Linked DNA regions of Homo sapiens: all the other regions are linked to region 3. A link is an interaction called in ENCODE POLR2A ChIA-PET data of the cell type or tissue named here. Cell type or tissue: HepG2. All regions are shown on one strand. Links, peaks and the distances in the headings refer to the core of each region. The heading gives the core; the rest is flanking DNA. Region 1 has its middle 14 kb from the start of VDAC1. Region 2 has its middle 35 kb from the start of VDAC1. Region 3 has its middle 16 kb from the start of TCF7.

What was found. ChIA-PET counts read pairs that join two places held together with the same protein. Peaks named below come from ENCODE experiments on the same cell type or tissue, not always from the same donor. Only the 100,000 strongest peaks of a DNase experiment are listed, where the experiment ranks them.
Region 1: POLR2A ChIA-PET joins it to region 3 with 18 read pairs; 10 of 35 experiments call an interaction of 5 or more read pairs at or near these places.
Region 2: POLR2A ChIA-PET joins it to region 3 with 25 read pairs; 13 of 35 experiments call an interaction of 5 or more read pairs at or near these places.

What each region holds. Positions count from the first base shown.
Region 1 is chr5:134,013,737-134,024,071 of GRCh38, reverse strand. It overlaps a transcript of VDAC1 not described here. Among named protein-coding and RNA genes, the nearest start is that of VDAC1, 14 kb to the right of the region's middle. In HepG2, for the core only: no CTCF peak of the experiment used is centred there; DNase peaks (open chromatin) are centred at 2,971, 3,791, 5,141 and 5,471; H3K4me3 peaks cover 2,739 bases.
Region 2 is chr5:134,035,242-134,045,576 of GRCh38, reverse strand. It overlaps a transcript of VDAC1 not described here. Among named protein-coding and RNA genes, the nearest start is that of VDAC1, 35 kb to the right of the region's middle. RefSeq lists enhancers at 3,077-3,206, 3,227-3,346. In HepG2, for the core only: CTCF peaks have their summits at 5,855 (motif pointing left) and 8,203 (motif pointing right); DNase peaks (open chromatin) are centred at 5,856 and 7,226; H3K4me3 peaks cover 916 bases.
Region 3 is chr5:134,093,911-134,103,577 of GRCh38, reverse strand. It overlaps a transcript of VDAC1 not described here. Among named protein-coding and RNA genes, the nearest start is that of TCF7, 16 kb to the left of the region's middle. RefSeq lists enhancers at 1-759, 1,246-1,540, 1,928-1,977, 1,121-2,088, 2,892-3,141 and 1 more and a silencer at 3,926-4,220. In HepG2, for the core only: CTCF peaks have their summits at 1,409 (motif pointing left) and 4,054; DNase peaks (open chromatin) are centred at 1,397, 3,928 and 4,727; H3K4me3 peaks cover 1,287 bases.

The sequences.
Region 1 (10,335 bases), core at 1,134-9,133, 80 kb after region 3:
TCCTGGTTCAAGCCATTCTCCTGCCTCAGTCTGCTGAGTAGCTGGGATTACAGGTGTGCATCACCATGCCTGGCTAATTTTTTTTTTTTTTTTGTATTTTTAGTGGAGATGGGGTTTCGCCATGTTGGCCAGGCTGGTCTCAAACTCCTGACCTCAGGTGATCTGCCTACCTTGCCCTCCCAAAGTGCTGGGATTACAGGCATGAGCCACTGTGCCCAGCCCACTTCATTAATTTCTGCTTATAAGTCACCTCTTTGGAGAGGCCTTCCGTGACAGTCTTGAGTAGCCCTCATCCCTTATGCCCACTCTGCCTTATCAACACTTGCCATCATACTCTTTTTGCTGTCAGTCTTGCCCCCTAGACAGTAAGTGCCAAGAGGGGAGGAACCACATTTATTTTGTGCATTCCTGAGTCTCCAACACCTAGAAGAGGGCCTGGCCCATGGTAGGAGCTCAATAAATATTTGTTGAATGAATGAATGTTCCGAAGAACGTTTCTTCCAAAGCACTTATCAAAATCCATAATTACATATTTATTTATCTGCCATGGAGAGGGGGCCCAGAAGAGGGTTGTCTTTTTTTTTTTTTTTTACTTTAAGTTCTGGGATACATGTGCAGAACATGTAGGTTTGTTACATAGGTATACGTGTGCCATGGTGGTTTGCTGCACCTATCAACATGTCATCCAGGTTTTAAGCCCGGTATGCATTAGGTATTTGTCCTAATGCTCTCCCTCCCCTTGCCCCCCGACAGACCCCAGTGTGTGATGTTCCCCTCCCTGTGTCCATGTGTTCCTATTGTTCAACTCCCACTTATGAGTGAGAACATTCGGTGTTTGGTTTTCTGTTCCTGTGTTAGTTTGCTGAGAATGATGGCTTCCACCTTCATCCATGTCCCTGCAAAGGACATGAACTCATTCTTTTTTATGGCTGCATAGTTACTCCATGGTGTATATGTGCCACGTTTTCTTTATACAGTATATCACTGATGGGCATTTGGGTTGGTTCCAAGTCTTTGCTATTGTAAATAGTGCTGCAGTAAACATATGCGTGCCTGTGTCTTTATAGTAGAATGATTTATAATCCTTTGGGTATACACCAAGTAACGAGATTGCAGGGTCAAATGGTATTTCTGGTTCTAGATCCTTGAGGAATTGCCACACTGTCTTCCACAATGGTTGAACTAATTTACACTCCCACCAACAGTGTAAATGCGTTCCTATTTCTCCACAGCCTCACCAGCATCTGTTGTTTCTTGACTTTTTAATAATCATTCTAACTGGTGTGAAGGGCTTGTCATTTTTACAGTTGAATGCAAAGACTTTTATAAGAAACTGATGAAGTCTGGATGTCTCATTTGCATAAGGCACAAATTTCTGGTACCTCCACCCCCATCCTCGTAGTGCTCATGTGGGCCCTTGAGTTTCTCCATATTGCTTTGTTCCACTTACTGAGCATGTGTTAGGGGATGGAATTTTCCATTGCGGGGAGGTAGGACTCTTAAGAGACGATTAGGTCATTAGGGCAGAGCCCTCATGATTGGATTAATGCCATTATCTTGTTATTTTGGGAAATGGGTTGGCCTCCTCTTTCTCTCTCCCTCTCTTTGCCCTTCTGCCAAGTGATACTCTTCCACTATGGGATGATACACAAGAAGGCCCTCGCCAGATGGCAGCATCTTAATATCAACCTCTAGAACTGTGTGCCAATAAATTTCTGTTTATTATAAATTACCCAGTCTGTGGTATTATTATAGCAGGACAAAATGAATGAAGACATGGATGTAAATAATAATTTTCTGAATTGATTTTTTTCAACAACCCAGGGAGCTGGTGTTTAGAGCAGCCACATCCTGAACTTCTTTTCACGATATTATGTAAGATCACAGCCTTTCAGCTGGGCACAGTGGCTCACGCCTGTAATCCCAGCACTTTGGGAGGCTGACACAGTCAGATCACCTGAGGTCAGGAGTTTGAGACCAGCCTGACCAACATGGAGAAACCCCGTCTCTACTAAAAATACAAAACTAGCTGGCGTGGTGGCACATGCCTGTAACCCCAGCTACTTGGGAGGCTGAGGCAGGAGAATCGCTTGGAGAAGCCGGGAGGCAGAGGTTGCAGTGAGCCAAGATCATGCCATTGCACTCCAGCCTGGGCAACAGAGTGAGACTCCGTCTCAAAAAAAAAAAAAAAAAAATCACAGGCTTTCTCTGAGCCTACTGCTCCAGTATTACTTGGGTGCTTGTGAAAAATACAGGTGCCAGCCCCACACCAGAAGTATTAATGGAGAACCTCCAGGGGCTAGGGGCTAGGCCCCCCCACCTGCACATCCCAGCAGCCATGCAGGTGATTCTCATGTGCACCACATTTTGTGGTAAGGTATCATTGCCTTCCCATTTCTACACTCTAAGCTGGAAATTTCTTGGGCTGGTTTTTCCTTTAAGACATCCTGTGTCTCTTAAGACCTTGGTAGCTTTATTTCCCCAGAAGGCTTCTTTTTTCTTTTTTTTTTTTTTAAGACAAGGTCTCAATACTATGCAGCCACAAAAAAGAATGAGTTCATGTCCTTTGCAAGGACATGGATGAAGCTGGAAACCATCATTCTCAGCAAACTATCACGAGGACAGAAAACCAAACACCACATGTTCTCACTCAGAGGTGGAAACGGAGCAATGAGAACACTTGGACACAGAGTGGGGAACATCACACACCAGGGCCTTTCGGAGGGTGGGGGGCTGGGGGAGGAATAGCATTAGGAGAAATACCTAATGTAAATGATGAGTTGATGGGTGCAGCAAACCAACATGGCACATGTATACCTATGTAACAAACCTGCACATTGTGCACATGTACTGTAAAACTTAAAGTATAATAATAAAAAAAAAAAGACAAGGTCTCATTCTGTCACGCAGGCTGGAGTGCAGTGGTGCAATCACAGCTCACTGTAGCCTTGACCTCCCGGGGTTCAGGTGATCCTCCCAGGGCTCAGGTGATCCTCCCACTTCAGCTTCCCGAGTAGCTGGGACTACAGTTGCACACCACTGTGCCTGGCTATTTTTTTTTTTTTTTTGTATTTTTTGTAGAGACAAGGTCTCCTTATGTTGCCCAGGCTGGTCTCAAACTCCTGGGCTCAAGCAATCCTCCCACCTCGGCCTCCCAAAGTTCTGGGATTACAAGAGTGAGCCCCTGTGACTGGCCTCCCCAGAAGGCTTTGTAAAGATGCCTGTTCCATAGCTGGGCATGGTGGTGGGCGCCTGTAATCCCAGCTACTTGGGAGGCTGAGGCAGGAGAATGGCGTGAACCCGGGAGGCGGAGCTTGCAGTGAGCCGAGATCGCGCCACTGCACTCCAGCCTGGGTGACTGAGCGAGACTCCACCTCAAAAAACAAACAAACAAACAAACAAACAAACAAACAAACAAAAAAGAAGCCTGTTCCATAATCCCTGAAAAATGCAGCATGTTTATATACCTTTTGAGGCTTGTGGAGAGGTTATATGGCCCAGGGCCTTATGACTGGGCAGGATGACACTGAAGCCACACCAAGTAGGGAGGAAGCAAAGCTGGATTCTCTCCCTCTTCAGATTTAAGTGTGCGGAATTGGGAAGTTTATGTTTGGGGTTTAGCGATACAAGGGGTGGGGTCCTTGGCTGTGGTGATGGGGAGGAGCCTTTAGCACAGTTAAGGGGAAGCAAATATTTCCTCAGGGGTAAACAGGAGCTGGGGAGGGGTGAGCGGGGGAGTCGTGGAAGAACCTGTTTTGTAACAGGTTGGGTGGCAGGCTGCTAGGTTTAGATTTGAACCTGAAACTTTTGGACTTTGAGAGGCATCTGAGGCTGTTGCTGCCTCTGACTATGCTGGCTCTGGCAGGAAAGGCTTTATCTGTGGCTTGGCGAAACAGTGGCATTAGAAAAAGGTGGGACTGAATGAGTTTTAGGAAAGCCATGATATTCCCAGAGAAAATCCTGATGGTCAGCATACCCCTCCCCACACAGTCTCTCTTCAAGCAGGAAAGGCTAGAGAGTAGGTCACAGGGGGCAGGTATGAAAGGATGGGGTGAGGACAAAGGCAGGGACGCTTGCGAGCTCATTAGCCAACCTGGCTATTAATTGTGTATCTACCTGTCATTGCCCATGTCAGAGAGAAAGTCGTTCCTGGCAACCAGGACAGAGGAGGAGGTGTTGGTGTGGGGCCAGTGAGGAAGCAAGTCCTCTCCAGATTCAGGAGGAGGCTAGAGAAATAAGAGCACATAGGCAGTGTGGTCTCAGACAGGCCAGGTGCTTGGTCTGATACCAGGCCTCAGTCAGCCAGGAGAAGTCAGTCCTCATTCAGGTGCATGTGCGTATGTGATGGGGGTTGGGGCAGCTGTGGGATAGTGCAACCTTAGAGTTGTTGTAGCCTTAGGTAGAGAAATGTGGCTTCTGTTATGTTGCTGCCTGGAAGGATAGGAGGTGGGGAAATAAATACTCTATTTTTTGTTTGTTTGTTTGTTTGTTTGAGCCAGAGTCTTGCTCTGTCACCCAGGCTGCATCACAGTGGTACGATCATGGCTCACTGCAGCCTTAATCTCCTGGGCTTAAGTAATCCACCTACTTCAGCCTCCTCAGTAGCTGGGACTACAGGTGTTCACCACCATATCTGGCTAATATTTTTTAATTTTTCATAGAGACAGAGTCTCACTATGTTTCACAGGCTGGTCCTGAACTCCTGGGCTCAAGCAATCCGCCTCCCTTAGACTCCCAAAGTGCTGGGTTTATAGGTGGGAGCTACTGTGGCTGGCCAAAGTTGTGGTTTTTGCAGTCTTTTGTGATCATTCTTGTAATTAGGTGTACATGCAGGAGAACCTTCCCTTCACGGCCTTCCCTGTGTCTACTTGTAGGGTTTTTTTTTGTTTGCTTGTTTTTTGTTAACACGAATGACTCCATTTTCATTCCAACACCTTCACACATTTTATAAGTAACTGGAGGGACTCAGTGCGATCTTATCCTAACAGTCACATTTTATTACAGGGGAAGGATACAGATTAAAATCAGCCAAGCGGGGAGATGCGAGATGCATGGGGCAGAGTCAAGGAGGGTTCCAAACACAGAGCTTCCATTGTCCTTTCCTGATGGAGGCATATGGAGAGTGTGCAGTCCTCCCGGTGATGATGCGTAGGGGTAAACATGGAGTCTTGCCAACCAGGAAAATTCACCCTAGACTTGGGACCTAGAGTTTTTACTGGGGCTCCCTGGTCAAATGCCCACAGGGCTGACATCGTCTCCATTCTCCAGAGATCCAGCTGAGCATGCTTGACTCAAAGTCCTCACCCTGAATCACATATTAGTTTATCCAATGTGGCCAACCCCACCCTAAATCACATTGTTCGTTTATCTGGTGTGGCCAGCCTCTGCCCTAAATATCCTCCTATCTGGCATGACATTGCAAGGGCTTAGAGATTACCTTCTGGAAGCTGAGGGCAAAGTCCAGGCCTCTCCCTGGGCAAGGTTAAATTATTTACTCCACAGGCAGACTAAACAGTCCCCAGCCCACGCCAAGGCTGTGAGTCCATTGTTTCTGGCAGATTGACAACCCAAGAGGCACGATTCCTATAGCTGTCCCCCAGGTGTGTGATATGGTTTGGATATGTGTCTCCTCCAAATCTCATGTTGGAATATGAGCCCCAGTGTTGGAGGTGGGGCCTGGTGGGAGGTGTTTTAGTCATGGGGGCAGATCCCTCGTGAATGGCTTGGTGCCCTCCGCAAGGTAATGAGTGAGTTCATGCTCTGTTAGTTCATGCTAGAGCTGGTTGTTTGAAGGAATCTGGGTCCTCCTCCTTCTCTCCCTTGCTCCTGCTCTTGCCACATGATGTACCTGCTCCTTGTTGGCCTTCTGCCATGATTGGAAGCTTCCTCGTTAGGAGACACTCACAGGCCTCACCAGAAGCCGAGCAGATGCCCGCACCATGCTTTTTTGTGCAGCCTGCAGAAGAACCATGAGCCAGTTAAACCTCTTTTCTTTATAAATTACCCAGCCTCAGGTATTTCTTCATGGCAACACAAACACGGACTAACACAGTGTGCAACCTGCATAGAGGGGTGATAAGCCCATCTACGTCAGTCACCTGCCTTTATGCCACACGTCATTCATCATCTATTCAGTTATTTGTTTTTATTTATTTTTTTGAGACGGAGTCTCGCTCTGTTGCCCAGGCTGGAGTGCAGTGGCACAATCTCGGCTCACTGCAAGCTCCGCCTCCTGGGTTCACACCATTCTCCTGCCTCAGCCTCTCGAGTAGCTGGGACTACAGTCGCCTGCCACTAAGCCCGGCTAATTTTTTGTATTTTTAGTAGAGACGGGGTTTCACCGTGTTAGCCAGGATGGTCTTGATCTCCTGACCTCGTGATCCGCCCACCTCGGCCTCCCAAAGTGCTGGGATTACAAGCGTGAGCCACCATGCCCAGCCTATTCAGTTATTTGTTTACTCACCATTTATTATTTATTAAGTATTAGTAATACCTAAGATATGGCAGGCACTATGGAAAGAACACAAGCATGGACAAAGCAGAGCTGGTCCCTGCCCTCACGTCCTCACTCTAGCAAGGAAGCCAGAGCAAACCAATGATGAAATGCTTTTTTTTGAGATGGAGTTTCGCTCTTGTTGCCCAGGCTGGAGTGCGATGGTGTGATCTCAGCTCACTGCAACCTCCACCTCCAGGTTCTCCTGCCTCAGCCTCCCGAGTAGCTGGGATTACAGGCATGTGCCACTACGCCCGGCTAATTTTGTATTTTTAGTAGAGATGGGGTTTCTCCATGTTGGTCAGGCTGGTCTCGAACTCCTGACCTCAGGTGATCCACCCGCCTCAGCCTCCCAAAGTGGTGGGATTACAGGCATGAGCCACCGCGCCCGGCTTGAAATACTTATAAATTGCTACAAGCTATGAAGGAAACAGAGGGCTGAGCTCAGAATAAGGAAAGAGAGGAGAAAAGAATCTGTGTTAGATTTTGTGGCAGGGAAGGTAGATTGAAGAAGTTCCCGTTTAAGCAGAGGCCAGAGAATGAGAAGGCACCAGCCATCTGGGAAGAACATGCCCAGGAGAGGGGCACATGGGCCTTGCTGCCATGCCCCCTACAGACTGTGAAAGTAGAAACACAGCCCTTTCCTTGTGGCTGACATAGTCTGGTCAGGATCCAAGCTTTGCAAGTCGTGCATGGCCAGGGTCTCAGCCGTACACATCCCCTGTGCTGATGCAGTGTGTAAGCCACACAACCCTACACAGCAGGTTTGGACAGACAGTGCCTGAAAGCCAGCACCCTGTGCAGCTCTACCAGGCTGGCACCAAGATGCCAGGCCATTTTAATTGCATCTGGCCTCATCCACATTTTATTTTTATTTTTCTATTTTTCATGCTCCCTGTCCTTGCATTTGTCCACATTTTAAATAATAAAAAACAAAGTGGTGCCCGTTAGCAGAGGCCATGGTGACAGAAACTGGGACATTCTTCAAGTCCCAGCCACTTAGGCATAAATGCAAGTCAAGTGGAAGCGACAGCTCCATTTTCGGCTCGAGGAAAAACTGCTTGGGTCCACTCACTGGTGGGGTATGGAGAAGGGGTTCCATGTCCCTTGCAATACAAAGGGATCTCAGCCTAATTTTTTCCTGCTTTTCTTTAACCTTTATCAGGGACCAGAGTGTGCTGAGCAAAGGGGGAAGCCCTTGCCTTCTCAACTCAGAATTTTCTGGTAGGATTCCAGCCCCAGGCCAGTTCTTCTTACAACACCCACTCCCCATCACAGCCATGTGCACAGGCACACACAGTCCCTCTCAGAGAACGTCACAGGTACCAGCACTGGGCCCGAGTTTGCTGTACAATAATAATGAGATCTGCACTTACCCCAAATTGCAATCTGTCTTATGCAGCAAGAATCCCTGCCTCTTTCCTGATCGTTTGATTTTAATACCACACCCGGCCTCCTTTAAAAGTTGGAGGCCTCCTTTAAAAGTTGGAGGCCAGGTGTGGGGGCTCATGCCTGTAATCTTAGCACTTTGGAAAGCCGAGATGGGCAGATTGCTTGAGCTTACAAGTTTGAGACCAGCCTGGGCAACATGGCAAACCCCCATCTCTACAAAAAATACAAAAATTGCCTGGGTGTAGACGGGGCACCGTGGCTCATGCCTGTAATCCCAGCACTTTGGGAGGCCGAGGCAGGCAGATCACAAGGTCAGGAGTTCAAGACCAGCCTGGCCAATATGGTGAAACCCCGTCTCTACTAAAAATACAAAAATTAGCTGGGTGTGGTGGCGTGTGCCTGTAGTCCCAGCTACTCGGGAGGCTGAGGCAGGAGAATCGCTTGAACCCGGGAGGCGGAGGTTGCAGTGAGCTGAGATGGTGCCATTGCACTCCAGCCTGGGTGACAGAGCGAGACTCCGTCTCAAAAAATAAAAAAGTGATTCAAAAAAGAAAAAAAAAATCGTTCAAGCAATTCTCCTGCCTCAGCCCCCCGAATAGCTGGGATTACAGGTGCTCCTTACAACCTTGCCATTTGCCTTAGTTCATCCAGACTGCTATGACAAAATGCCATAGACTGGGTGGCTTATAAATAACAAAGTTATTTCTCACAGTTCTGGAGGCTGGAAGTTTAAGATCAATGTTCCAGAAGATTCAATGTGTGTTGTGGGCTTGCTCTCTGGTTCATAGATGGCACTTTATTTTTCTTTTTTCAATTTTTCTTTTAGATTCAGGGGTTACGTGTGCAGATTTGTTACAAGGGTATATTGCATGGTGCTGAGGTTTGGGGTATGATTGAACCTGTCATCCAGGTATTGAGCATAGTACCCAACAGGTAGTTTTTCAACCCTTGCCCCCCTCTCTCCCTCCCTCCCCTCTCTTGTAGTCCACAGTGTCTATTGTTCCCATATTTATGTCCATGTGTATCCAATGTTTAGCTCCCACTTATAAGTGAGAACATGCAGTATTTGGTTTTCTATTCCTGCATTCATTCACTCAGAATAATGGCCTCCAGCTGCATCCATGTTGCTGCAAAGGACATGATTTCATTATTTTTTATGACTGTGTAGTATTCCGCCATATATATGTACCATATTTTCTTTATTCCATCCACCACTGATGGGCACCTAGGTTGACTCCATGTCTCTGCTATTGTGAATCACGCTGTGACAAACCTACATGTGCATTTGTCTTTTTGGTAGAATGATTTATTTTCTTTTTTTGAGATGAAGTCTCACTCTGTTGCCCAAGTTGGAGTGCAGTGGCACGATCTTGGCTCGCTGAAACCTCCACCTCCCAGGTTCAAGCGATTCTCCTGCCTCAGCCTCCTGAGCAGCTGAGACTGCAGGCGTGTACCACCATGCCCGGCTAATTTTTGTATTTTTAGTAGAGACGGGGTTTCACTATGTTGGCTAGGCTGGTCTTGAACTCCTGACCTTGTGATCCGCCTGCCTCAGCCTCCCAAAGTGTTGGGATTACAGGTGTGAGCCACCGCACTCAGCCATGACTTATTTTCCTTTGGGTGGAATGGTAGTTCTATTTTTAGTTCTTTGAGAAATATCCAAACTGCTCTCTACACTGGCTGAACTAATTTACATTCCCACCAGCAGTGTATAAGCATCCTCTTTTCTCTGCAGCCTTTCCAACAACTATTTTTTAACTTTTTAATAATACCCATTCTGACCGGCGTGAGGTGGCACTCATTGTGGTTTTGATTTGCATTTATCTGATGATTAGTGATGATGAGCATTTTTTCATGTTTGTTGACCACTTGTATGTCTTTTTATTTTTATTTTTTTGAGACGGAGTCTCACTCTGTCATCCAGGCTGGAGTGTGGTGGCACGATCTCGACTCACTGCAACCTCCACCGCCCCGGATTCAAGTGATTCTCCTGCCTCAGCTTCCTGAGTAGCTGGGATTACAAGCGCGTGCCACCACACCTGGGTAATTTTTGTATTTTTAGTAGACTCGGGGTTTCACCATGTTGGCCAGGTTGTCTCAAACTCCTGACCTCAGGTGATCCGCCCACCTTGGCCCCCCAAAGTGCTGGGATTACAGGCGTGAGCCACCATGCCTGGCTGTATGTCTTCTTTTGAGAAGTGCCTGTTCATGTCCTCTGCCCACTTTTTTTCGGGGGGTGGGATGGGAGACGGAGTCTCACTCTGTCACCCAGGCTGGAGTGCAGTGGCACGATCTCAGCTCACTGCAACCTCCGCCTCCCGGATTCAAGTGATTCTCCTGCCTCAGCCTCCCGAGTAGCTGGGATTACAGGTGCCCGCAACCATGCCTGGCTAATTTTTGTATTTTAGTAGAGATGGGGTTTCACCATGTTGGCCAGGATGGTCTTGAAC
Region 2 (10,335 bases), core at 991-8,990, 59 kb after region 3:
ATGAGACAATGGAAACAGAGGCCAGAGACAGATTTGGAGATGCTGCTGGCTTTGAAGATGAGGATGATGTCCTAAGCCAAGGAACGTAGGTAGCTCCTGGAAGCTAGAAAAGGCAAGGAAATGATTCTTCCCTAAAGCCTCCAGAATGAAGGCAGCTCTGCAGGCACCTTGGTTTTAGGACTTCTGACCTCCTGAACTGTAATAGAAGACATTTTGCTGTTTTAAGCCACTAAGTTTGTGGCACTTTTTCCAGCAGCAGTAGGAAGCTGATACACTGGACTTCAGCTGTCCTCTCTGTAGATAACTGGCGTGGCTGGCCAGATGGGCCACACACACTATGCTTTCTTGACTGAAGCTGATGAGTCCAGGCCAGCAGGGCCTAAAATTTTTCTGATTTTGTGGACTTTCTTTGGGAATCTAGTTCTCTGGCTGTTCTTCCTCCCCCATGGAAGGAGCTTTGTCCACTGTGGCTTTGGAGGGTTTTGACCCGTGATGTGATTGGGAAGCACAAGGAATGGAACTTCACAGGGCCGACCTTGTTGGGAGTTTCTGGGCCCCTGCTCTGGGCATTGTCTTGGAACCAGCTACCCAAAAGGCCAAAACTGCCCTCTGGCTCCCGGGCCTAATTACAGCCCCTGCCTAGGCCTCCCTTCCCCAGGATGGCCAGAGTTGAGGGGGTTTCACATGGTGATGAGCTCCTTGAAGACTCTGAGCTCTAGGCAGCCAGTCTCTTCTGTGCCCCTAGCTCTGGCGCAGTACCTCACATGGGGTAGGAGCTCAAGAAATATTTGCTGAATGAATAAATAATTCAGTAGCACACATACACAGACAACACACAGCTTGGGACATCACACGGTCTTTTCTATACCTAGATGCATACCCAGATAAGCACTTACATACCTGTGCGCGCGCGCACACACACACACAGATAGCAATATGCACACACACACACAGTTATGTGCACACACACGTGCACCAATGGGTATGTGCACACAGACACATACAGATATGCAAATGTGCCATGGAGCCCTATTCTGAAGGAAGAGAGGACACTTCTGTCCACTGAGGGAACTGAAATGCCAGCTAGCTTAGCAGGGCCTTGGAAGTTTTTATTAATCCATAAAAATCCCTTAGCTGTCTGGGGAGCCTCCCAGCAGCTGAGGAGGTTCCCCGACAGGAAGGATGGGGCGGATCTCCCATTGATGGGGAGGGGACCCAGGTGTTGGCTGCTGTTGGAGGGGCCGTTGTGCAGACACCTGCATATGATGGGAGCTGGAGCTAGGGCGGAAAGAGCTGGGAGCACAGATGTCTGAGTTGGCCCCCAGCAAGGGAAGATGGGCCTCTGAAGTTCAGGCTGCCAATCATAACCTACCTTGGATCTTGGAGGAGGCCCAGCTTTTGGACAGCTATACGGAAATGAGGGGGTGTAAACTCAACATTCCATTGGTGAAGGGATGGGGATGGGAGGCAGGGTACTGAGCAAAAACATCGCCTGCTCTGGAGTTGGAAAGGCTTGGTTTGAGTCGCAGTCTGTGCTCATCAGCTGGGTTACCTTGGGCTGGTTGATCAACGTCTCTTTGCGTCAGCTTCAGCATCTCTGAAATGGGCGACTGAGGGCACCTACCTGTCAGGGCTGGAGTGAGGATTAGGTGAGAGAATGGAAGTCAAGTGCTCCATTTATCACCAAAGAACTAAAAAAATGGGAGCTTAAGAAAAATGCAGGCACTGGATAAAAGTCTACCTAGGCTGGGCGCGGTGGCTCACACCTGTAGTCCCAGCACTTTGAGAGGCCAAGATGGGTGGATCGCTTGAGCCCAGGAGTTCAAGATGAGCTTGGGCAACATAATGAGACCCCATCTCTACAAAACATACAAAAATTAGCTGGCCATGGTGGTGCACAACTGTAAGTACCAGCTACTCAGGAGGCTGAGGTGGGAGGATAACTTGAGCCTGGAGGTTGAGGCTGCAGTGAGCCGTGATTGCACCACTACACTCCAGCCTGGGCAACAGAGTGAACCTTGTCTGGGAAAAAAAAAGAAAAAAGAAAAAAGAAAAGTCTACCCAGCCCATCCTAGGGCAGAATAACCAGAGAGGAGGAGGTGAGAGTCCTTTCCAGCCACCTCTTAGGTAGTCCCGCAGTCTAGAATTTCGCTCTGGTTGGGCTAATTCCTGGGAGGGGTGTGGCCCAGCGCTGCCCTTGTCCTAGCCCTGCCTCTGTGTGACCTGGAGTACGTTGCTTTGCTTCTCTGAACCTCAGCAGCTCCTTTTCTATATATCCTGGATAGTTGTGAAGCTCACATGAGACTGGGCATTTGAAACTATTCGGAGAGGTGAGAAATCCTCACTCAGAGGAGAGCATCTCTGGTCACCCTTGGACAGTCAAAATTGATTATATCACTTTGCCAGGCCGACAGGCCCACCATTCACCCTGAAGCCTTGATCACTCTTCTCCTGCCACCCCTGCCCCAGGATCATAGTGTTCACTGAGGCTCTTGGCAGGATCCAGTGACATCAGTTGGACCTCCCTGGATCTGCCCCTGCTGCTCCCATTCTTTCATCCAAGCTCAGGAAAAGAAAGGCCCAGGCAGGGTTTCCACCAGCCTGTCTCCCACGACCCACATACTCAGTGCCAATGGGGAACCCCAGAAGTCTAGAGCACTCTGGTTTCTGTCCCACTATGTGCTTTCCTCTGGAGGTGGGGGACCTGGGGGAGCCCAGTTTCATTAAGAAGCAGAAGTTCAACAGGCAGGTAAGATGGTGCCTGGCCGAACTCCCATTAAAAGACCCAAAGCCAGGCATGGTGGCTCACGCCTGTAATCCCCAGCACTTTGGGAGGCTGAAGCAGGCGGGTCACTTGAGGCCAGGAGTTCAAGTTGGCCAAAATGGTGAAACCCCATCTCTACGAAAATAGAAAAAGTAGCCAGGCACAGTAGTGCATGCCTGTAGTTCCAGCTACTCTGGAGGCCGAGGCAGGAGAATCGCTTGAACCTGGGAGGCGGAGGTTGCAGTGAGCTGAGATTGCACCACTGCACTCTGGAGAGGCTAAGAGACAGAGCAAGACTCTGTCTAAGAAAAAAAAAAGAAAAACAAAACCAAAAAATGCCCAGTACTGAATGGGCCTTTGTGGTCTCACCTACTGGCTAGAAGTTACCACGGGGCAGGTCACCTAGCCTGGGCACCCAGCATGGGCCTGTGGGCAAGGGATGGCAAGACAGGATGGGTGGGGGCCGTGAGGTCCAGGGTGTCCCCACACTCCTCCATGGTGAGGAAGGAGGTCCAGACCAGTGACTGGAAAGCTTGTCGCTATCAGGGCCTGGTCCCCCCCAAGCCCACAGTGCCCAGGATGAGTGAGCGTGGCCATGACCCTGAGCCCACCATGGCAGCTGTTGACCCCAGGCCATCAGTGCCTGGTCAGTAGACAGCCCTGCTTCCGACCTTCCCACGCTGCCCCTTGACTCATTCTGAGAGCATTGCCACAAGGGGTTCTGGCCTCCAAGTTCACCTTTGGTTTGGTTTCTGCTCGGGCAGCTCAGAGCAGTTTTGTTTTCAAGTGCAAACCCACAGAGCTGCTTTCCCCTTTCTCTGATCCCCCAAAACAAACAAAGGATGTTGGTCTGCATTTTGATTTGTTTTGAAGCTGCAGAGGAGAGTGAGGGAAATGGGTCACCTCAGGAGCTTCGAGGGTGGCCAGGCCAGCCAGGGAGTGTGGGGTGGTGGCCAGGATGGCGCCTTACTCTGGAGGACTGACTGGCCAGCCCACCCTGGGTGGGCCCTGCTCCCAGGGAGCCACTCACCAACAGGGATGCCTGGAGCTGGGGGCTCCTCATGGGGCCATGCAAAGCGCCCTGTGTGGAAGGCAGGAGGCCCAAGTCCCAGGCATGGCTCCAAGGCCCCTTGCTGTGTGATGTTAGGCAAGGCCTGCGTTTCTCTGAGTTTGAGTCTGGTGAAATGAGGCCCACCAGCTCGGTCCCACCATCTTTCCCATCCCCACTGGAGTGGGGAGGGGGCATTACAGAGTCCCATGCCACTCACAGCGCTGATGTCCAGGGCTCCCTGAGCAGCTGGTCCTGGGACCATTGGATAAGCACCTTATATTCTGCTAGGACGTTGGCCATCAGGGCTGGCCTTCTCTAGCCCCAGACCCATTCCTTCGCCTTCCCACTGGTCAGCAGAGGCCCCTACACTGCTTGGTTTACATGATCCATGGATGTGCCCCTCCTGGGCCTGTGGCCCCTCCCAGAGTGGGTGTAGGTACCTGAAGCAGTAAAGATTAGGTCAAGGAATTTTCAGCAGCAACCTCTTTTCTGACATCCCCCAAAGAAAGAAGTCCCCTGAGCAAGGTGAGCTCTGTCATTCCCAGAGCCTGCAGGTGACCAAAGATGTTCGGAAGGAGCCTGCGGGTCAGCCAAGTCTTTGAAGCATCAAGAGAAGGAGCTGGTAATGTTTTCCCTTGAGTAGGATCAGTAGCAGGGGTTTGAGCAAAGTGAGTGCATTTATTCCAGAACAACTGAACTGGATCCCAAGGACAATATTTTAAATTTCTTCATTAAAGTCCATCTGTTCCGACAGTTCTTCATCTTTTGCATTATTAATCCTTTTAGTGAAAGCTACAGATTCTCTTCTTGGGGGAAAAACACACACACAAAATTTTGAACCACATTTAAAAAGGTTTGCAGCCCTCCATGTGTAATTCCTGGGAAGTTAAAGTAATTCAGGGAGAACTGACTTCCTAGAGTGACCCCTTTCCCAACTGGGGAGGAGACACTATTGGATAGCCTGGGTTGTTCTTCAAAGGATGTTTTGGAGAGACACAGAATCAACTGCTCTTTTTATTTTTTAATTTTATATTTGAGACAGAATCTCGCTCTGTCGCCCAGGCTGGAGTGCAGCAGTACGATATTGGCTCACCGCAACCTCCACCTCCTTGATTCAAGCGATTCTCCTGCCTCAGCCTGCCTCCACAGGCACGTGGCACCATGCCCAGCTAATTTTTTTTTTTTTTGAGACGGAGTCTCACTCTGTCACCCAGGCTGGAGTGCAATGGCGTGGTCTCGGCTCACTGCAACCTCTGCCTCCCGGGTTCAAGCGATTCTCCCACCTCAGCCTCCCGAGTAGCTGGGACTACAGGCACGTGCCACCACACCCAGTTAATTTTTGTATTTTTAGTAGAGATGGGATTTCACTATGTTGGCCAGGCTGGTTTCGAACTCCTGACCTCGTGATCCGCCCACCTCGGCTTCCCAAAGTGCTGGGATTACAGGCATGAGCCACTGCTCCTGGCCTATGCCCAGCTAATTTTTATATTTTTAGTGGAGACCGGGTTTCGCCATGTTGGCCAGGCTGGTCTCCAGCTCTCGACCTCAAGTGATCCACCCGTCTTGGCCTCCCAAAGTGTTGGGGTTAGAGGTGTGAGCCACCGTGCCAGCCAATTGCTCCTTTTAGAATGGGAGTGCTAACCTCAGGGGTCTCTCTCTCGGGTGCCAAAAGAGGAGATGCCTTTTGTGTGGACCCATGGAACTGAAGCCTCCGTCCTTGTCCCTGGAAGGGCCCAATTTTGGGGTTCCAGGAGCTCCTGCGCCTAAGGGGGTGCTGTCACCCTGTGGTTTTTCTTAGTTGACAGCTCATAGGTGCTTGGGAATGTGCTGTGTCTGCGTTCCAGACTGCAGGAGCAGTCTGGAAACTTGGCTGTGGGCAGACATGCCACCCTCCTAAGGTGAAAGAAACCTGAGTGGCCAGAGCCTAGTGTTTGCTCCCCTAATTTGAGAACAGGGAACTGTGCCTCCTCCTGGAGACTGCAGGGTTTGGGAGCCGGGAGATGGCCCATCTCGCTTCTTTGGTCAGCTTCTGGCGCCACCTCGTGGCTAATTCTCTAATAGCAGCCAGGTCTCATTCTGGCACAGAGGGTTCTCAGTAGAACCACCAGAGGGAGCTTTAAAATTACGCACGTCTGCCGGGCGCGGTGGCTCACGCCTGTAATCCCAGCACTTTGGGAGGCCAAGGCGGGCGGATCACGAGGTCAGCAGATCGAGACCATCCTGGCTAACACGGTGAAACCCCCGTCTCTACTAAAAATACAAAAAATTAGCCGGGCGTGGTGGCAGGAGCCTGTAGTCCCAGCTACTCAGAAGGCTGAGGCGGGAGAATGGCCAGAACCCAGGAGGCAGAGCTTACAGTGAGCCGAGATTGCGCCACTGCACTCCAGCCTGGGCGACAGAGGGAGACTCCGTCTCAAAAAAAATAAAAAAAATAAAAAACCACGCATGTCGGGGGCCATTCCAGACCAGTGAAACAATCATCTGTTTCGTTGGGGCCTAGCATCAGTATTTATTAGGGCTCTCCAGATGACATCAATGTGAAGCCAGGGTTGCGAATCACTGTAACAGCAATAGGTTGGTTCCTTGGTCTTGGCCCACAGGCAAGGGAGGACGATTGAGGTGGGGAGGAGAAATTACAAGGGCTTTCTGGAGAATTGGTTTCACTTTGCTTGCATGGACCTACTTGGTGCTCTGGAAAGCATGGAGGTCAGCGAGTAATGAATGCCACAATACAGAATGTTGTAAATAAGGCGCCTATTGCAAATAAAGTGTCTATTACTGGGCCTTTACATTAGCATCTGTGGGCATTTCCATGGGCCCTCTATGGGCCCATTTTGTGTCTATCTCAATGATAGACACAAAATGGGTTCATTTTGTGTCTATCTCAATGATAACATTTAAAAGTCAACATATAAACACACCTTGGCTTACCTGGAAGGCTGTTAACTGACTTTCTCTCCTGGTTTTGGTGTCCAAAATAACTTTGGAATTTACTATCCTATTGCTGCAAAGCAGAACTACTTTAATTGTCACGGGGTAATTAGCAAAGGGTAAAAGGATTCACTTGGTGAGGAATGTATTTGAGCCAGGCAAAGACAAAAGACTTGGCAGAATTGAGTTATCTTTTCAAAATATTTTCATGTTCACAAAACAATGCTGTAGCTGTTTTGAACTCACAAGTACCTGCCCCATGCTGTCCCATACATATTACACTGAATGATATTTGTGGGGGGTGGGATTGAGGGAGGGGGTCGTGGATAGGAAATAAAGTCCCAACTCCTGGCCAGAGCCGGCAAAACCCTGTATGCTCTGCCTCTGCCTTCCTTTCAATCCCCGCTCTTACCCTCCATGCTTACTGGCTTCCCTCCAGCCACACTGGGCTTTTTGCTGCCTCTCAAACATGCCACCTTGTTCTCATCCCAGGGGCCTCTGAACCTGCTGTTTGCTTTGCCTGGGGCACTCTTTCCCCAGATATTTATGTGGTTTGCTTTCTGAGTTCTTTCAGGCCTTAGCTGTAATGTCAGAGGCCTTTCCTAATCACCCTCATTAAATTAGGACCCCTGCCTAATTCTTCTCCCCATTTTGTATTCTCCATTGTACTTTTCACTGCTTGAATTGTATTGTTTATGTGCTTGTTTCCTTGTTTATTGCTTGGGAACCCACATGTGTTGTAACTCCTTGAGGGTAGAGGCCATATCTAGCATTTACCATAATTTCCCCAGTCTTTGGCACATTGACATTATTTAATAAGCATTCTTTTACAAATTCTTGTATTTTGGAATAATTTTAGTTGCAATGATATTACAGAGTTATGGTATATTTTCACTCTGATTGCCTTAATGTCAATATCATATATAACTGTAGTACAATGATCTATAAAAGGAGTTAACATTGATACAATACGATTCACTAATCTACAGGTTTTTTGTTGTTTTTGGGGGCTTTTTTTGCAGTGAGAGAAAGAGGCATTTATTGCAGGACATCATCAGGCAAGGAGGATGGGGAGCTCACGCTTAAGACCCAACCTCCCTGATGGCTTACAAGCAAGGGTTTTTAAAGGCAGGGGTACATTTCAGGAAAGGAGAAGTCACAGGCCAATGTGTAAACAAACATATGGAAGCTATACATTGGTTTAGCCCAAAAAGGTGGGATATCTTGAAGCAGGGGCTTACAGGTCATAGGTAGATTCAGAGATTCTTTGATTTGCAGTTGGTTGAGGAAGGAAGACTTTGTCTAAAAAACTTGGGGTCAGCAGAAAAGAATGTTAAGATTTGGCCTTAATATAGGCTAGTTAAGATCAGGAAACCCATTAATCATCAGGGGTGCTATGCCAGTCAGGTCACCAGAGCAAGCCCTAATGCACTAGGTCAGAGTGACCAGTTTAGCAAATTGATGGCCTGCAGGTGTCACTTTCTCCAAGCACCTCGGGAAGAAATTTAGAACACAGGGCAGTGATCAGAGTTCAGTCCTCAGTTCCCTCTTATCTGAGGTCCACATGACAGCAATGGGCATTTTCCATCTGGTGGGCATCCAGGTTTCTGAAAAACAAATCTATTAGGATTGTTGCTTTATTGGGCCTCGTTTCTTCCATCTGACTTTCACTTCTTGTCCTGCAGTGTCCACCCTGGTCTCTGGATGGTTGCCTGTTTGTGCTGTGGTTGTTCCTCTGTTCTCCTGCACTTGGTTACTCGTTAAAGGGCACCTTCTGCATCCTCATCAGCCTGAGGAACTGCTAATAATGTCATATTAACTGTTTGTGCATTTGCTTCAGTTTTTTTGTTTGTTTGTTGTTTTTTTGTTTTTTTTTTTGAGACGGAGTCTCACTCTGTTGCCCAGGCTAGAGTGCAGTGGCGTGATCTAGGCTCATTACAAGCTCCACCTCCTGGGTTCACACCATTCTCCTGCCTCAGCCTCCCAAGTAGCTGGGACTACAGGTGCTCGCCATCATGCCTGGCTAATTCTTTGTATTTTTAGTAGAGATGAGGTTTCACTGTGTTAGCCAGGATGGTCTCGATCTCCTGACCTCGTGATCCGCCTGCCTCAGCCTCCCAAAGTGCTGGGACTACAGGCGTGAGCCACCACACCCGGCCTTTTTTTTTTTTAAAAAAGACAGTGTCTTGCTCTGTCACCCAGGCTGGAGTGCAGTGGTGTGATTATAGCTCACTGCAACCTTATACTCCTGGGCTCAAGGGATCCCTACAGATCTTACTAGAAGTGCACTTGACCTACTAATGTCCTTTTTTCTGGTTGGTGTTTTAGTCCAAGGATCCGACATTATGTTTAGTTGTCATGTCTCTTTAGTGTCTTCCAATCTGGGACAGTTCCCCAGTCTTTCATGACCTTGACACTTATGAAGAGTGTTGGCCAGTTATATTTTGAATGTCCCTCAATTTGTGTTTGATTTTTTTCAGGATTAGACTGAAGTTATGCATTTTAGCAGAAATACCACAGCAGTGACGTGCTATTCTCAGAGGACGGTATCAGGAAGCACATGATGTTTATGTGCCTCCTTTCAGGTGTTATTAACTTTGATCACTTGGTTAAGGTGGTACCTGCCTGGTCTCTCCACTGTGAAGCTACTATTTTTTCTGTTTGTAATCAATTAAATATCTTGTGAGGAAATAGATGGAGATGATCCAAATATTATATTTCTTGTCATATTTTGGCTTACTAATTTCAGCATCCATTGATGATTCCTGCCTGCAACAATTCCTGTACTGTTTGGCAAATGGGAATTTTTTTTTTTTTTTTTTTTTGAGATGGAGTCTCACTCTGTTGTCCGGGTTGGAGTGCAGTGGTGCGATCTCGGCTCATTGCAACCTCTGCCGCCAGGGTCCAAGCGATTCTCCTGCCTCAGCCTCCCTAGTAGCTCGGATTTCAGGCACCTGCCACTGCGCCCGGCTAATTTTTGTAGTTTTTAGTAGAGACGGGGTTTCACCATCTTGGCCAGGCTGGTCTTGAACTCCTGACCTCATGACCCACCTGCTTCAGCCTCCCAAAGTGCTGGGATTACAGGCGTGAGCCACAAGGCCGGGCCTGGCAAATGATGATTTTCTATTTGCATTATTCCTTCTGCATTTATTAGTTGGAATTTGAAAGGAAGAGCTGTCCCTTCTCCATTTATCTAATTGATTTTTATTTCCATCAGTATGGACTTATGGACATTTATTCAGTGGGTTATCATCCTTTATTATTTATTTTGTTGCTCAAATGTTCGCTGGTGTGTTGGCTTAAGCCTGTAATCGCAGCACTTTGGGAGACCAAGGTGGGCAGATTGCTTGAGCTCAGGAGTTCAAGACCAGTCTGGGCAAAATGATGAGACCTCTTTTCTACAAAACGTATATTTTAAAAAATTAGCAGGGTTTTGTTGTGCACACGTGTAGTCCCAGCTACTTGCGAGGCTGAAGTGGGAGGATCACTTGAGCTGGTGAGGTTGAGGCTGCAGTAAGAGATGATGGCACCACTGCACTCCAGCCTGGGTAACAGAGAGAACTTGTCTCAAAAACAAAACACAACAAAA
Region 3 (9,667 bases), core at 462-8,461:
AAGTCTCGAAGTACTCAGGGCACCAGCTTGAAGGCTGGCGGAGAGCTAAACTATGAGGCCCTTGCAGAGGGGAGTCGATCTCTCCTGCCATGGGAGGTGCCAGAGCACCCAGAGAAACAACGGTGTCAGTTGGTGTGAAGTTAAAGAATGACACCAGCCTGGCACAGTGGCTCATGCTTGTAATACCAGCACTTTGGGAGGCCGAGGTGGCCGGATCACTTGGAGCCCAGGAGTTTGAGACCAGCCTGGGCAACATGGCAAAACCCCATCTCTAGAAAAAATACAAAAGTTAGCCAGGTGTGATGGTACATGCCTGTAGTCCCAGCTACTCGGGAGGCTGAGGTGGGCGGATGGCTTGAGCCTGGGAGGTGGAGGCTACAGTTAGCTGAGATTGCACCACTGCACTCCAGCCTGGGTGACAGAGCCAGACCCTGTCTCAAATAAATAAATAAATAAAAGAATGACACCGTCTGGACAGGGCGTGGGGTCATGACGTGCCCCAAATAGCAGAGACTCTGAGCTGAGCCGGCCCTCAGAGGGGAGGGAGGACAGTGAGGGCTCCTGCGGGAGGGGCAGAGGTCTTGGGAGCAGAGGCTGAGGTTTGGTCCTCCCTGTCCCACCTTCTCTGGGACCACCTTTGAACACCAAAGAAAGAGACTCTAACAACTCCCTGAGAACTCAGGGAGACTCAGGAGAACACTAGGACCTCCAGACATGCACCCAGGGGAAACTGAGGCCCAGAGGCAGGGACCCTCCTCTGCCCTATAGCCCAAACTCAGGAAATCTTGAAGCATGCAGCTAAGTAAAACAAACCAGAAAACCCAGAGCACCCATGTCATGAATTGACCATGAGTTGCTTTTGTAATTAAAAAAATATTATTTAATGTTTTTATTTTATTTTATTTTTTTGAGACAGAGTTTCACTTTTGTTGCCCAAGCTAGAGTGCAATAGCATGATCTCGGCTCACCACAACCTCCACCTCCCGGGTTCAAGCGATTCTCCTGCCTCAGCCTCCCGAGTAGCTGGGATTACAGGTTTGCGCCACCACGCCTGGCTAATTTTGTATTTTTAGTAGAGACGGGGTTTCTCCATGTTGGTCAGGCTGGTCTCGAACTCCCGACCTCAGGTGATCCGCCCACCTCAGCCTCCCAAAGTGCTGGGATTACAGGCTTGAGCCACCGCGCCAGGCCTAATATTATTTTTAAAATGCAGGTGGAAATAAAAGCTTTGGGGTGGGGGGGGTAGAGGGTGGGGGGATGGGCTGGGGAGTCTGCTCCATTCAGACCACGAGTGCACTCACTGCACTGGCCCCGGATGACCCTGTGGCCCGTTCCTCAGCCTCCTCCCCTCTCAGCCCAGGCGAGGCCCAGAGTCCCCCCAGAGCGGCGGGGGCTGCTCACAGACCCCCCCTGGTGGCTGGATTTGGAAGGGGCCGTGCCTCTCAACTGCAGGAGTGGGAAGTAACCAGGGTGATGTTTGGACCCGGGACCCTCAAAAGGAAACCGCTCCCCTGTGCCTCCCATCACAGCTGCTGCCGCTGAATAGTGGAGGATGGGCATGCAGTCTCGTTCCAGTCACCAGGGAGCTGCGACAGCGTTCTCGCCTGGACTCCGAAGCTGGCCTACTGGCCAGCATGTTGGTTCCCATGACTCCTAGAAGGGTGTCTCTTGGAATGAAGTCTCTAACACGGGGCCTAATGGGAGGGTCAGGCTGCATCTGAGCCCTGGCAGCTGCTCAGCAGTTCTGAAACTCCTGCTGGAGCCCCACATCAGTGTTGGTGACAGCTGTGACACACAGCTGACGAGGACCCCAGTGAGGGATGGCACAAGGTGTCCCTGAGAGTGATCCAGCAGTCAGGAGTCCCGACCCTACCCTGACACAGCTACTCAGGCTGGTGGGATAATAGCAATAACAATGGTGACAGGAACAATGTTAACTCACATTTACGGATTACCTCCTGTGCCGACGCCGGTGAAGCTCACAACAGCTCACAGGCCAGGACTCTTTTTTTTTTTTTTGAGACAGAGTCTCGCTCGGTCACCCAGGCTGGAGTGTGGTGGTGGATCTCGGCTCACTGCAACGTCAGCCTCCTGAGTAGCTGGGACTACAGGCATGCACCACCACGCCCGGCTAATTTTTTTGTATTTTTAATAGACATGGGGTTTCACCATGTTGGCCGGGCTGGTCTCGAACTACTGACCTCGGGTGATCTGCCTGCCTCGGCCTCCCAAAGTGCTGGGATTACAGGCGTGAGCCACCGCGCCTGGCCAATCCTGTGTTTCTTAATTAACAGCATCATCTTCTAGGTGAGAGAATTAGGGGCTCGGAGAAAGGAAGTGCCCAAGGTCAGGCCCCTGGAAACTGAGAGGAGCAGGATTTGAAGCCATGCTGGTCCCTTGAGGGTGGCAGAAAATCCAGACATGTGTCAGGAGCTGAAGGTGGCCTTCGTCAAGGACTTCAGGGCATCCTGCCATCACAGAGAATGTCTGGTTTCCGTTGGGATTACTCCTTGCAAGCAACAGAAATCAGCTCTGGTGGTCTTGCAGAATAGTTTGCTGCATGTGTATGGGTAGCTCAGAGAATGGATCAGAAGGAGGAAGCCAGGCCAAGAAAAATATGAGCATGGAGCCCTGGGGCCTGCAAGGCAGCAACTGCTCCCAGGTCCAGTTCCAGCTCTGCCCCTGGGATGAATCCACTTCTGCCTCTTTCTCTGCTTAGATGTAATTTCTGAGCCCAAGAACCCAGAGAGAAAGTCAAGGGGCCTGGCTGAAGTGCCATGGCCCCTGCCCATCCTGGATGGGAGGCACAGCACTTTCTTGGAGGGTTCTAGAGTGCTGGGCCATGGCCAGGGCTTTTTAAAGGAGTGAAACAGAGAGGGAGCTGGAGGGGATTCCCCGACGGAGTCTCGGCCGGCTCTGGTTTTTCACACTGTAATTCTGCTTCTGGTCCTTGGTGTGAGTCACATGTGAAAGTACCTTGTTTTGCTAGGCCTGCGTCTGCTGCTGCCACCCCCTTCACAGGAGCTGCTACCTCTAGGCAGGAGGCTGCAGGCTGGGTCCCAGGCTGCAGGGAGCCCAGATCTAGATCACAGGCAGGACCCCCTGTCTGTCACGGGGTGCCGCGGTTGTGGGAATAAAGTATTAGAGACTGTAATCTTGGGGCTAAGCACTGGGGGAATTTTCCATTCTTTGCATCGTATGCAAATCAAATGTGAATGTATGTAAATGAGGGGGATACTCTCAAAGCTTAATGCCTGGGTAAGATTAGAAAGGAAGGTAGCTCTGGCTGGTTTGTGCCTCCTCTGCCCTAAAAATATTTAACCCCAGCTTGCTTTCAGGGAGAGCCCTGACTGCCTCCTCCTCCTGGAGACCAGCCCAGGCCACTGCTAGGGTCTATACTCCTGGCACTTAGTACTCCCTGAGGGGCCTCCACTCCTTGTGAGAAGGAGGTGGGGCATCAAAGCTAGATTAACAAATAAAAAGCATCCTGCTGCTTCTGTTTTCTCTGCCTGTGCCTATGCACAGGGCCAGCCACATAAGGCTGGGCTCACAGGGCGTGTTTGGATTGACCCCATACCAACCAAGGGGCCAGGCTGTACCAGCGAGGCCTGGGGAATGTGGGATGGACCCCTTCCCACTCTGTCTCAACCCTGGGCCTGGACGATAGGTTCTGGGGAGATAAAGAAGGTAGTTGGGGCCAGGCATGGTGGCTCTCACCCACAATCCCAGCACTTTGAGAGGCCGAGACTGGAGGATTACTTGAGTCCAGGAGTTTGAGACCGGCCTGGGCAACTTAGGGAGACCCTGTCTCTACAAAAAATAAAAACAAAATTAGCTGGGGATGATGGCATGCGCCTGTAGTCCAGCTACTTGGGAGGCTGAGCTGGGAGAATTGCTTAAGCCAAAGAGGTCAACGCTGCTGCGTGTTGTGATTGCACCACTGCCCTCTAGCCTGGGTGACAGAGCAAGATCCTGTCTCAAAAAGTAAAAGTTAAAAAAAGAAGGTGGTTGAGAAAGGTGAGAAAGGCTGCCTCCAGGAGGCCGTGCAGCATGTTCATTATGACTCCCCAGACGTGATGCTCTGACCCTCTGCAGCTGTGCCGGACTGCGCCAGGCTGGTCAGATAAGGAGCATGAGCCAGAGGAGGAAGTGGAAAGGAAGCGGGTGAGAGGGACCCCATGGGCTCCAGCCTCCTCTAGCATCCCCAAACGGCACCTTTAGGGCCCTGAGAAGCAGAGGGGCTTTCTGGGAATGTAAAAGGCTGGTCCCATTGAAGAGCAGTTCTGCAGTGACAGAGGGTAAGCCGGAGCCACCCTCCCCAAGCCAGACCCAACCAGATGCTGGCTTTTTTTGATGGCCTAAATCACAGTCCACCCAAAGCCCTACTTTTAAGAGTCTGTGCTCGACCTGAAGCACACAGGCTGTGAGCTGGTAAGTTTCAATGAGTCCTGCCTTTCCTGCCTGTCCACCTCTCTGCCCGCCTTCCTTCTCTCCTACAGTGTCTCTCTATGAGTCTCCGTTTCTCCTCTGTGTCAGAATTTTACCCAGTATTTGTGCAGCCCCAGCGGCGCCTGGTCTCCCTTCTCATTGCTCCTTCAGGATCAGAGCCTGGAGTCCAGCCTGGCTTGCCCACTGCTCCTGAACAGGTTCGGCCTTCAAAATTACAGGCCTTCAAACATGACTTTGGATCTGGTGCAGCTGAGCTGGTTTGTTTTCCTACCCATTGTGGACTAGAACTTGGACCTTTTGCACTTTGCTCCCTCCCCAGGTGACTCAACCCTCTGGGAGGGCCCCTCAGGGTAAGAGTAGGAGCTGGACTTGCCCTGGTCACCGTGGCCTTAGTCCCCTCACTTGTGCAGGCTGCAGACAGCCCCAAGGAAAAGATCAGGCCCAGCTCATGCAGAAGGCCTAGAGGCCTGGGGCCAAGGGTCTTCATGTTATAAAGATGGAGCTGGTGGTCAGGGCCACCAGGACACCACCACCTGTCCAGGAGGTTGAGAGGGGAGCATTGTCAGAGGTTAGCAGAGGACTGGTCTGAAAGAAAGGAATCCTTGGCCGGGTGTGGTGGCTCACGCCTGTAATCCCAGCACTTTGGGAGGCTGAGGCAGGCAGATCACCCGAAGTCAGGAGTTTGAGACAAGCCTGGCCAATATGGTGAAACCTTGTCTCTACCAAAAATACAAAAATTAGCCGGTCATGGTGGTGGGTGCCTGTAATCCCAGCATGGTGGTGGGTGCCTGTAATCCCAGCTATTTGGGAGGCTGAGGCAGGAGAATTGCTTGAACCTGAGAGGTAATGGAGGTTGCAATGAGCTGACATCGTGCCACTGCACTGCGGCCTGGGTGACAGAGCAAGACTCTGTCTCAAAATAATAATAATAATAATAATAATAATAATAATAATAATAAGCAGGGCATGGTAGCTCACACCTGTAATCCCAGCATTTTGGGAGGCTGAGGCTAGTGGATCCCCTGAGGTCAGGAGTTTGAGACCAGCCTAGGCAAAATGGTCAAACCCCGTTCTCTACTAAAAATACAAAAATTAGCCAGGCGTGCTGGCAGGCGCCTGTAATCCCAGCTACTCGGGAAGTTGCGGCTGGAGAATTGCTTAAACCTGGGAGGCAGAGGTTGCAGTGAGCCGAGATCTTGCCGTTGCACTCCAGCTAGGCAACTAGAGCGAAACTCTATCTCAAAAAAAAAAGAAAGAAAGAAAAAGAAAAAGAAAGGAATCCTTGTGTTGGCAAGACTTGTACTGTGAGGGTCCCAGTGGAAAAACCTTCAGAACCTTGAGCTGCAGTTGCAGGCAAAATTAGACGTCTGGCTCCTTCTATGTCTGTGGGCCTCATTTTGAGAAAACACACACTCTTCTATTCTCCCCGCCACGTCCAGAGGAGCATTTTCACCACCTTCACCAGCAGCCCCTCCACCGTGGGTGAGGGCTGCGGGACCAAGCACCTTCCAGCCATTGAAATGACCTCTACAGGGTGAACCGAGGTGGCCGAGGGCTTCCAGGAAGAGGCTCCCCTACGCCTGTGCTCATCTGTGATCAGGAAACATGCCCTCACCATTTCAACAACCAAAGGCTTTTTGAAAGAGTTTTGTGTTGTGGCTGTTCTGGATGAAGTTCTTGATGATCTAATTTTAAAAACCTTTTTTTCCCTGGACCCTCTGTGAGTTGCCATAGAGATAAGTTAGAGGCAAACAGAGCTAATGAGCTTGGTTGGGTCTTTTGTGTTCCTGAATGTTTTCCATTCTGAGTCCTTAACATGTAATTAGACAGATTATTTAGTGAGGAGTTTTTCTTTTATTGTAAATTAATTTCAAAACCAAGTTCTGAGGTTAAATAATGATTGTATTTGTTAATCAATCCAACCTGGGTTTCCTTCCAAAAGAAAACAGGGTACTATTATCAAAATGTTGGAAACAGGATGTTTGAGACTGTGGGGTTCATTAATTGCAGTGATGTGAAGGGTCCTGACAGCACTAATGCTGATATCTTTTTATGAGACAGGCATGTGCTTTGAGAGAGGCAACACTGGAGACGCTGGTAGGGATGTGCGCTGGGACCACGAGTCTCTAGCAATAGGCTAAGTCCCAGGAAATCCACGGCTTCCCCAGAGGGGGCTGCAAGCCCCTTAGCTAGGCCTTCGTTTGCCTGCTGGAGAGCCCATAACTGTCCATCTAAAGATGGGGCTGGTGCGGTGGCGTATGCCTGTAATTCCAGCACTTTAGGAGGCGGAGGCAGGCAGATTGAACTCAGGAGTTCAAAACCAGCCTGGGCAACATGAAAAACCCTCTCTCTACATAAAATACAAAAATTAGCCAGGTGTGGTGGCACACACCTGTAATCCCAGCTACTTGGGAGGCTGAGGTGGGAGGATCACTTGAGCTCAGGAGGTGAAGGTTGATCACGCCACTGCACTCCAGCCTAGGTGACAGAGTGAGACCCTGTCTCAAAAAAAATAAAAAAAAGAAGAAGAGAAAAGAAAAGAAAATATAGATAAGCATAGAAAGGGGGAAGGCAGGGGTGTGAGAGCAGATCATCCTTAGTTGGCTAGATAAAGGAGAGATCGTGTGGCCCACAACCCCCTTCCCCAAGACTGGGATTGGATAATGCTGAGAGCCCTGGCAGAGACAGCTCCTAGAAGCTGCCCTAAATCCTGCAGCCGGGGCTGCTCAGTCAAGCTGTGGGCCCGGTCCCTGGCTGGGGGCAGAGGCAATCTTTTAGATGCCTTGTCACCTGGCATGGAGGGTGAGGGCACTCTGGGACTGGGACTCCACAAAGGAGCACTGGAGAGAGGAGCGCAACTCCTCCCTTCCCTCTTCCAGGACTCATTGCCCTCGGCAGTGTCAGTGGGGCCTGGGGAGGGCTGAGGAGGAAGCCCCTAGGAGGGAACCAAGGCGGGGGAGTCAGGGGCTGCCCCGCACAATCCCGGGCCCTGGGGAAAGGAAACACGCACTTCCTTGCAGTTTCAGTGAAACTCCTCTGGCACGCGGGATAGAGTCTGACTCGGTGGCTGGCGCCCATGGCTTATCGGTCTCAAGGGAGCTTGGTTCTCAGATTCTGAAGCTGAGAGCGGGAGGGTGAAGCTGGTTTGGCTCTTTCCTAGAATTTCTCTATGGCTCTGGGCTTGTCTCCCAGCCTCTCTAGAAGCTAGACAAGCACCATTCCTCCAGAACTTTCTGCAGTGATGGAAATTGTTCTCTGTGTTGTCCAGTACAGTAGCCACTAGCCACATGTGGCCATTGAGCATTTACAGTGGGGCTGGTGTGACCGAGGAACTGCACTTTACGTTTGATTTAGTTGCAGTGAATTTAAATGTAAATAGCCACGTGTGGCTGGTAGCTGCTAAACTGGGCAGTGCAGTCCTAGAGTCCTGCGCCTCAGCTCGCCTCTCCCAGCTCACTAGGATCATTGGGCAGTGGGAGGGGATGGCAACGTTAGGTATAGAGGAAGGCCACCCAAGGATTCCAATAAACCCCAGTCTTGTGATAGTCTATGAGAAAAAGTTAGATTACATCTGGCAAACAGTCCACTCTGTCTTCCTCTTGGATTTATTTATTTATTTATTTATTTATTTATTTATTTATTTACTGAGACAGAGTCTCACTCTGCTGCCTAGGCTGGGGTGCAGTGATGCAATCATAGCTCACTGCAGGCTCAATCTCCTGGGCTCAAGCAATCACCCCACCTCAGCCTCCTGAGTAGCAGGGACTATAGGCACGAGCCACCATACCCAGCTAATTTTAAAAATTTTTTGTAGAGATGGGATCTCCCTGTAGTGCCCAGGCTGGTCTCGAACTCCTGGCATCAGATGAGCCTCCTGCCTCAGCCTCCCAAACTGCTGGGATTATAGGTGTGTGTTATTGTGCCCAGCCTCCTCTTGGATTTTTGAGACGTATATTTGCATGTTAAATAAAGGCACTGAGATATTCTGCTTAGAAAACAACCGTTTTATTTAATCTCAAATTTTCCAAATGTATTTGACCACACCACCTTTTTTTACATGGCACGTCTATTGGCATTTTGTGGAGTTCCCCTTGGGAAATGCTAGAAAAGGAAACTGGACATGTGGAGGAACTGATGCTCCCAAATGGGGTGACTCTTGGGTTCTGCAGCATGTACGTGGGAAACTCAGAGTTCTTGGTTAAATTGAAGACATTTCCTTGGGTTTCCCCAGGCCTTTGCAGTCTGGGCAGGAGCCCAGCAGTGGCCCTGGCAGCCCCATCAGTGTGTACTTTGCCCTGGACATGGCAGCTGTGGGGCCCAGGGCAGCTCCTCCCTACTCTGCAGGCTGCTCGTTGGCATTAGGGCCTCTCACTGGGGAGCACAAAGGCAGCTGCCCCATTTCATGTCTTTTTTTTTTTTTTTTTTTTTTTTTTGAGACGGAGTCTCACTCTTCACCCAGGCTGGAGCGCAGTGGCGCGACCTCAGCTTACTGCAAGCTCCGCCTCCCGGGTTCACGCCATTCTCCTACCTCAGCCTCCCGACTAGCTGGGACTACAGGCGTCCGCCGCCACGCTCGGCTAATTTTTTGTATTTTTAGTGGAGACAGGGTTTTATCGTGTTAGCCAGGATGGTCTCGATCTCCTGACCTCGTGATCTGCCCGCCTCGGCCTCCCAAGTGCTGAGATTACAGGTGTGAGCCACCGCGCCCGGCCATTTCATGTCTTTTCATTCTGTTGCTCCTCTAACCGACCAGAGTTTGATATGGAAGAAACTCTGTCGTCGTTCCGCTACCTGGGCTGGACCCTGATGGGAAGACAGACAAGGCAGGGCAGATATCCATCAGGCACTCCCTCTGACTGCCCAGGTATGCAGTATGGAGGCCAGGGCCCAGAGCTGCCTGGAACGCGAATGACCTGCACCTGCAGGAAGGATCCAAGTGCTCTGGCAGGAATAGCTTCGTGCTTGCTTGGATGAGGCAGTGCTCAAGCCTGTTGACTTTGCATTAAGCCAAGAAGCAGGGCACCTGCCTTCCACCCACCGCCCCCCACTTCACCGCTCACTGGCCTCATGGAGTCCAGGATCACACAGCTCTGGTCTCTGGGGTATTTCAGTGGGGTTGATGCTACAGATTGCAGGAAAGTAACAATTACTCTCAGATGAGGCAGACAGGAGACTCACAGCTGGGGGACATTCAAAGGTATCTCACAGTGCTTCCCAG